2 separate regions of the Homo sapiens genome follow, and region 2 is linked to region 1. A link is a contact called in ENCODE Hi-C data. All regions are on one chromosome and are shown on one strand. The core of a region is the stretch at or near the end of the contact, and the rest is flanking DNA. Distances in the headings are between cores, read along the strand shown.

What was found. Hi-C counts contacts between places; a loop is a spot of excess contacts on that map. Pooled maps may share reads with other maps.
Region 2: a loop to region 1 is called in a map of pancreas, with 8 times the contacts of the local background. The contact joins the promoter of FSTL5 here to the enhancer-like site in region 1. A Hi-C loop is called at or near these places in 7 of 168 maps with a recorded cell type or tissue (A673, MCF 10A, PC-9 and 4 more), 13 of 37 single-sample maps with no recorded cell type and 16 of 50 pooled maps.

The regions. Positions count from the first base shown.
Region 1 is chr4:159,495,866-159,500,262 of GRCh38, forward strand. No RefSeq gene overlaps it. Among named protein-coding and RNA genes, the nearest start is that of LINC02233, 280 kb to the right of the region's middle. Within about 2 kb of position 3,031, at least 2 of the 41 ENCODE cell types and tissues checked have a DNase peak (open chromatin) inside an H3K27ac peak, as active enhancers do.
Region 2 is chr4:162,162,624-162,167,279 of GRCh38, forward strand. FSTL5 (follistatin like 5) reads right to left here and starts at 1,377. Exons shown (of 16, transcript NM_020116.5): 1 at 992-1,377. RefSeq lists an enhancer at 1,531-1,640.

The sequences.
Region 1 (4,397 bases), core at 1,781-4,280:
TGGCTGGAGGGTGGGAAGCCCCAGAAGGGAGAGGAGAAACTAAAAGAGGACAGAGAAGGCCAGGAAAGCAACATCCTTTGGGTCACTATTTTCTTCTTCATCTGGCATATTGGCCTGGAAGTCTTTGCTGGGAAAACATCGTACTACTGATAGTGTTGACAGCCTGTGAAATGCATTAAATTCTTTCAAAAACCACAAAATAGATGATGAGATTCCAGCTATATTGATGGCCAAGTCTTAGAGTCTTTATTTAATAATACACTTCTTAGATTCTTCCCCTTCATCCGGTCATTAGCCAAGACCTATCTTGTAATTATTTCTTGAATTGCTTTCTCCAGTCTTATTCTGTCACTACCTGAGTTGAGATCACCCTCATTTTGCCAGCCTCTGAACCGAGCTCCATATTTGTGGTGGGCTCTCATCAGGCCTGTCCTGCTCAATCCCTCCCATGCCTTGTAAAGCAGGAGATGAACTATTGAACATGCCCACAGATTGGTCATAACTTCAGAGCTGCAAAAAGATTACACCTGTGTGATGCCTGATTGTAATGATGTAATCTGTGGATAATCTGTCAGGATGTGCTGGTGGCTTTTTCAGAAATGATACTGGGAACCCAAAGTATCCAGATAACAGAGTTTGCCAATGGTGGTTTTTGCCAGCATAAAAGTTAACTATGCTAAAGTGTAACATTGTTGCAATTGAGAAATATGAAGTTTGGTAACCTCCTACTTCATATACCCAAAGTCTGGCAGGACCTTACTGTGCACAGGTAGACAATAACCATTGCCATCAACCAGGAGCATTTCTAGTGAAGAAATGGGACACTCATTGAACAGCCCACAGTCTAATGTCCTCAGATGACCTTGGTTGAAGATAGATCCTTTGAGCTTAGAATAAAGAGTAATCTGTATGTGTTAGAGTCCTCAGTTTCAGAAGTTCTCAAACTTAGTCCTTGTGTGTGCCAATTCACTCCTTTCAATTTGCTTCCATCCAACTCCTTTTCCACAAAGCTAACAGAAAAATGTTTTAACCACCAAAATCTAATTATGTTAGCCAGGCATGGTGGTGTGTACCTGTAGTCCCAGCTGCTTGGGAGGCTGAGGTGGGAGGATCACTTGAGTCCCAGAGGTTGAAGCTGCAGTGGGCTGAGATTGCACCACTGCACTCCAGCCTGGGCAACAGAGGAAGACCCTTTCTCAAAACAAAAACAAAAACAAAACAAAACAAAAAATCTATTTGTGGAGTTTCTCTATTTTAAAAATGGAGATCTTTGATCTCAGCATAAATTCTAGTCTCCTTATCCCCTTTTTACTGATGAAACTTCTTTCCCAATTCTCCTTCATACATTAAAATTCAGCCACATAAAATTGGTTTTTTCTGCAATGAGCCTTGAGCTCTCCATTCTCCTGATTTTTGCTAATTTTGTTTCTTCCTGCCTGAAATATGTATTTCCCAACCATGTCTATTTGGCAAATTTCTGTCCAGCCCTCAGGTCTTTTCTAATAGGCTGTTTCCCTGAGTCTTGGTTGGTTGCTCTTCCCAAGTGTCTCCATAATACTTTGTACTTCACTTTTCATGTGGTTTCATATGGTTATTGTGCTGTATCATAAAATCTTACTTTCTGTGTCTTCTACTTGACTATAAGCTCTGTGAGGAAAGGGATTGTGCCCAGCTTATTCACAGATTTATCTTTTAGAAGGGGGGTTAATAAATATTAATACATTAATAAATATTGGCTGATGAATGAATAAATTAGGCAGTAAGAAGAAGCAAAAGTATTTAAGAAATCAGTCAAGCAAACAAAAACAATAAAATAAATGTTCTTTACTTATGATGTTCTTTATCTCATAGGCAGCTGCATGCTTACATCTTTAAAGACAACATTTATGTGGCCATGGGGAGATAAAGTAATTGGCTGGTGAATTTGTCATGACCAGTCTGATTTATATAAATTTCTTATCTTCTGCAGCCTTTAAAATTCCATAGTTTAAAAATTCAGTGATTGAAATACTTTAATAGACAGTGTCTTCCAATGACTGTATTTTTACATACATTAGCCACTTACCGTTTGCAAGCTTGGGGATTTTTTGGGCCGGTATGTGATTATATTAACCCAAACTATAATCATTTTTTTTTGGCATAAATAAAGTCAAGCAGTTAGTAGAGGCCAAAGGCCCTAGCAGTCGTTTTAGTACATTTTGGATGGATGCAGATGAAATTACAGAGTCACATTTTATTTGTTGGCTGCTGTCCCAATTATGAGCTTAGCCACATTGGAGAGTTCAGAGAGATCAGAAAAGGAGGTAGGGAGAGGATACACAGTTCTAAGGAATTAATCCATGGTGCTATGGGCTTGCTTTTGCTCTGACCAGCAAAGAGATTAGCTCTGGGCCTCTGACCATATGAGCCTATGTGGATTAAAAAATTCTCCAATGTTTCCAAAACATTAATTATATTCTCTTTACAAAGTTTTACACTTATGCAGCTGGTAGATGGGGCAGGGGAGGTAGGGAGTGGGGAGAAGTGGGGGAGGGGGAGTGGCTGAATCAGATGCCATAATTATTTCAGGACTGGAAACAGAATTGAAATGACCCAGATGGTTACCCTAATGAAGCTGATCCAAAATGTGTGCCAAGAGGCATCAGAGCATGCCTTTCTCTCTGTGTGTGTGTGTGTGTGTGTGTGTTTAGGTGTACAAGTGCAAGTAGGCATGCATGATTGATTTTTGGCTGAAGTGGGCTTGGGGTTATAGCAATGCAAGTGTGGCAGGCCAAGATGGATGTGCATAGGAAAGCAATCACAATGCAGAGCCTCTTCCTGCTATGGCCTCGGGCTAGGCCTGACTCCTCTCAATTGCACCAGCATGGAAAATCCGCTTTCCTTTGGCTTTTAACATAGACCATATTTCCTGGGAATGTCTGGTGCCTTTTGGATAAGGTGCTTGAGGCAGATCAAGCAGGGCTAGGGACATTTAGGCTGCTGACTTGTGCCAGGGCATTTGTCCAAAACTCTGTCTCTAGCAGAAAAACACATATTGTGCTGCATGCTGGGGCGACTGTGACAACCACCTTGTTTATGGACTTTGTTTTACCAACATGAAGCAACATAGCTGCTGCAATGCCACGAGACAAAGGGCAAGGACAGGGCTCAAGACTGATACCATATCTACTCTGGTTTTAAAACAATAGAAAGATTTTTTTTCTTTTCGTGAAAGGACTTGATATATGTAAATCTTCAGCACCATGCTAGGTACATAGTATATACTAATTATAAGTTAGCTATTATTATTTTATTATTCATTTAACATCTTAGCCGTGGATCTAACTGTGCTTATAATTCAGAGGTATTTCTTTAATAAAGAGCCATGAACTTTGTTGGATATGAAGGGAGACTGATTTGAGAATTGATTATAGCAACTTTGCCACCTTGGATAATTGGGACTAAGCCTTCATTTTCTAACTGTAAAACAAAATTAGGATGGGCAGAGTATTCCTATAATTCTTCCCTTGGTAGGGGAAAAAGTTTCTTGCCTACTATGTGTTATGACTGCGTGTGATATTTTATACTTATGACCTCATTTAATCTTCACAATGAATTTGGCTTTATTAAGAGACTGAAATTCACAGAACCCAAGAAATTTGTTAAAAACAGCAATTACTTTCATTTATTGAGCACCTCACATTTGTCAAGCTCTCTACATACCATTCATTATTATTTCCTTAAGGTCACAATGCAAGGCATATTGTTATCATCCAGATCTATAAATGAGGCAACTGTGGCTCAAAGATTCAGCAATTCATCAAGATCCCACAACCAGTTAGTACTGGGGCAACGATTTGAACTCATATCTCTTCAACTCCTAAATCCATCATCTTTCTATTAAAAGAGGGTTGCATTGTGAGATTGCCTTCCCCTAAAGTAGGGGAGATCGCCTTCCCCTACTCCTACTTGAATGAGTCCAAGATGCACTTGTTTGATAATAAATTCTATTGACATTATTCAAGAGCTTAGAGAATAAAAAGTGTCCCAGGGAAAAGTATGCTTCAAAAAACATGGCTTGCCATATGTGCAGAGGAGGAAAAATTAAGTGAGAAGAACCTAAATTGATGAGAGCTTCCAAAGACATAGGGATATAAACAGTCTCTAAATTGGAAATGTGATGTAGTATTGGCCACAGAGCATGCATGTGTGTTTGTGTGCTGGGAGAAGGAGGGAGAGTAAGTAACACAGGCTCTTGATAGATAAGAGAAAAAAGCAGGTACTGCTGCCCTTGTGGGCTTTCTCTCTGATGTATAGGGGGTAGCGCTGAGAATGGGCAGTGGGAACGGGGAGGGTGACCATCCCACATACCTCCTGCTGCTTGGTGGGCACTGCCAAGTGCATTCTCTCCCTGGGCT
Region 2 (4,656 bases), core at 127-2,626, 2.7 Mb after region 1:
CTATGAGAAGTATTGTTCAGTCGTTTTCCACACTGAATTCTTTCTCTGTACACACTCAGAACACACTGCCAATTGATAAAAGGAACATAGCTTCAAAAGAAAATTCTTCTAAGTAAAGAAAAGCTCTCTGTTAAGCATGCAAGAGGTTAAACATTGCTGAAATAGTGAGACATTTTCTCAGCCCACACTTCCCAGTTCCATTCAATTACCAACAGCACAAGCGACTATAATACAAGCGAATACTGTATTATTAAATCAGAACTTCCCATTTACATCCACCTCTAACCTGAGGGGGTTGCAAGGGGATGACATTTGCTAGTCAACAGCAGAACAAACAGCCCCCAACTTGGAAATACACATGACCTTGGGGTGTGGAATGCTCAGAGACTGAGTTTCACAAGTTTTATTTGGATCTACTGCATAACAACACATCTAAATGGACCCAGCATGATGTAAATGTTTCTATACCTACCTCCTCCCTTCCAAAAAATGTTAAGAGAGCTCTGCACTTTGAAGTCTATGCTTTAGATATAGGAATAATATTGATGATTAACCAGAGACTAGTCCATTCAAATAATTATTTGATTATATTTGTTCTAAACAACTTGTTGGTTGATTTATTTAACATCATTTGCTAATATATTTGGGGGGTTTCCTGGAATGGTTCCTATCCTTTGAACCCTGCTGAAAGTATTGCTCTAAAATATTTATATTTATAAAGCAAGATATAACATAATGACATCAACTTCACAAAAAGCAAAGCTCTCAACTTCCCCTCTAGAATTTAGTGCATAATCACTAACAGATTGTCTTGTAATAATAATAATAATAATAATAATAATAATAGTAATTATTAAAATATTTTTGTAATCATTGCCAAAAGTCCAGTTTCAAATTATAAAAATAAGCATAACTTGTTTTTAAATTTTTGTATGGCAGTCTGTATTTCTCCCCCACTTGTAATCATTTATAACAATATTATTTTTCTTACCTTATTTTAACAGTCACAAAAGTCCCCCAGAAAGATTCCTAAACGCTGTGGAAATATAAATCACAATAAAAAAAAAAAACTCTCAAAAGATCGTCTTAGCTGGGGAAAAAAAAATAGTTTGGTCTAAAACTATAGAAATCTCCAAAGTCACGCCTGAATGAGCGCCCAGGTGGCAAACAGAGGACTCTCTCCCACGTCCGATACCACACTCCTTTGTCAAGTTGATATGGGTCCTGTTGGTGAAGCGGGTCCCACAGGGCACAGAGGGTGCAAGAGGGCGTTGCCTTCAGGTGCTGGAGCAACTGGTCCGCTCGCGTCTCAGGTTCAGCACCGACAGCACAGTGGACAGTACCAGCTCCTTTCACCTCCAGTTTGTCTCAGTCACTGAACCAGGCTGATTCTCGCTCCTCCTCCCTAGGCAGGAGCTGCTGCCACTCAACCCGGGGGTGCCCCGCCCCCACCATCTGACGTAACTATTTTGCATATCAACTCGCCGAGAGGTGAGGGGCCGCCCCCTTGACTGGGCTTCTGCTAGAGTCAGCTGCGGCAATCGGGGCAACAAAATTCAGGCTTAACGTCAGCGTGGGCATCTTTGGACTTCAGGATGTATTCTCAACCAGTCCAGTAGAAACTAAACGCTTTGACGGTGCTGGAGCCTTTGCCTTCGCGGGGACTGCCGTTTCTGCGCACTCTAAGATCGCTGCGGGCACAGCTCTGGAAGGAAGACGGGGCGGAGAGAGGGGGCAGTGGAGCACGGAGAGGACCGAGTGGGAGGCGGGTGGGGAGGAGACGGAGAAATAGAATGAATCTATTCAACCATTCTTGAAAACATCTCCAATCCTTTTCATCTTCCTGCCCAAACTTTGCTGCCTCTCCCTGCCATTTGGTTATTTGAACGGATCCGTATTTGGTGTTCCTACTCCCTTCCCTCGGTTCACGGAGCCTCTGGAGGGAGTCGCTGCTGCAGAAACTTGCCTGGAAGAAAAAAAAAAAAATTCTGAGCACTGAGAGAAAACGTGAAAGCTTGCAGCGCTAACCATCATTTCTAAACAGAATCTTAAGGAAAAAAAATACGAGTGCTCCATAGTATATATTATACTTCATATGCGTTCCTATAAAACCTACAGAACCTTCCTTATTCATTCTCATGATTTAAACAAATCCTCAAACTGTATAGACTTGGAGATTCCAGAGGGAAAAAAATTAAATAATAAAAAGTGAAAGTTATCAGCTTCAACTTCCACTGCCAAAATTATGAAGGTTATGCAATATTTATTATGTCTACTATATCAATATTTCTATGAAAGATGGGCTATGCTGGAAGCTTTACATAGCCTTTAGCAATTCTCTCAGTATTTGTGATATTTCTTGTCCCAGTGAAGCTCTAGCCTCCTTGAAGGCAAGAGAAAGGGGGCCTGTCATGCCAAATTCCACAGACTGCTTAAACTTGTAAACAAACACTTTCAGTGAACTGAAGCAATCAATCATCCAGAAGGGTGATTATTCACATTCCATGCACATGTCCCACCTACAGCTATCATGACTTACTTGGACAGAGAAGTGGGTATCTAAAACTAAGCTTAAATTTTCTTAAGTTGGATAAAGCATGTTTAATAAAAAAGGTTGTTTATTCAAATAATGTCATAGCATTTCACACATTGCTTTCCATCAGAATGCATACACACTGATATGTGTCATCATATGCCAGGAGTCTGATATCATCTAGCACTGGATCCACTCACAAGCATTTTTCAGGGACTCTAATCAAAGGAATACACTTACTTATTTCCCCATCAGGAAAAATAATGCATTTTATTTTCTCTAATATTAAGAAGTTATTTGAGGAAGTCTATTTACTTTGTGGACCCATACCCCCAAACTGCTTCTTTCTAGTTACTTAAAAAAGAAGAAATAACAGAGGAAAAAACTATGGTGTTTTTGCTTGAGGGAAGGAACATTTTTTTATTCTGATTCACACCCACATAAAACTTTCTCTATGGCTTTATTCCAGAAATTGCCCATTTCTTTTCTGAACGTACAATCCCCAGTACTATTTCTCCAACACACCTTGACTACAAGTTTTGCATTTTGGGTAATCTGCAATGTTTTTGTTTTCTCAGACAACTACTGATTTTGCATTTGTAAGTGTCAAGTGCCATGACTTTTTGCACAGATATACCCATACATGCATGTATTATGAGTTCTTCAATTCCCAAAGTCATTTTAATAAAGGTGGCAGACACCATGATATGTCAGGAAAGATGATCTGTGGGGGCAGATGGGTGTTGCACAATTACAATTACAATGGAGCCAACTGTATAACTTGAACTTAGGCTGGCTACGGCGCACATGATATGCTTCTTTTGGGAACATCGCATAGCACACTTTGGTCTGCTTCATGCCAATGTGCTGAAATGTCAGAGAAATCTTGATAGTTCACTTTAGCAATATAGAGAGTACATGATGTATGCTTATAAAATTCCACCAAGACCTATGTTGTTTGTATAATGGACATAATTTTTCAGTTTACTCCAGTGATCATAATGTTTTGGACTATGAATTCAATTAAAGCAGTCATAATATTATTGAAAAACCTGAGGGAATAAAACTAGAAAACAAACCTTCCTTTGAAAGATGGAAAGGAAAGCCAAATCATTTTCTCATTTTTTCACTGTCTTTAAAAAGAGGGACAGAAGAAAGAAAGAAAGAAAAGAAAAAAAAAGGAAAAGAGCTATTTTGGGAAGCATGAACAAAGATGAATACATGCAGAAAAGCATTGAGAATATCCTCCTAGCGGATTCTTGGTTTTGTACTGTCCTAAATGGCAATGTGACTGAGGGCAAGTTATTTAAACCTTTTCATCACACACATCATTTGTAAAATATATAGGTTATCCTGTTATCTCCAAAATTCATTACATGCTTGTCATTCTGTAATTTTATATTAGACTTCAACCTATTTTATATATATATATAATTTGGAATCACTATAAAAAGGTTAAAAAGAAAGAGCATATATATAAAAATATATAATAGAAAGAAAGAGCATATATAAATACAAACAGCATATACACAAAAAAGAGCATATATATATATATATATATATATATATATATATATATATATATGGCATCTTCTTTACTTCCATTACTTTCTTACTTTCTATCTCTTGCTCCCTTGGGCCCTTTTGTGCTCTCCACATATGTTTTATTTCATTGTAATGTTCTATTTAAAATGTCTATTAGGTATATGTCTACTGTGGTAAAGGGCATTTAAATACAGTATTTTGTTATTGAAAGAAATATTGACACAATATATTTATATTAAATTTCTTAGCTAATTCCAAATTGTGACCTTAAACAAATTTATATGTGTGCATGTGTGTGTGTGTGTGTGTGTGTGTTTATGTGGGTAGGATATACTAAAGAGAATTTTCAAATATGTTTTCTTAAAATTATGGAAATAAAATTTAAGATATATGAATTAAAAACTCACTACTAATAAATAAACCCGCAAATTAAAGAACACTATTTCATTATGCACACACACGTATTTTATCTAAGCAGCAATTACAATTTTCATGAGATTATATCAGTTTAATTTTAAATCTCAATTAGTTTCATTGGAATTATTTGAAATCTCAATATATGTTAAAATTGAGATTAT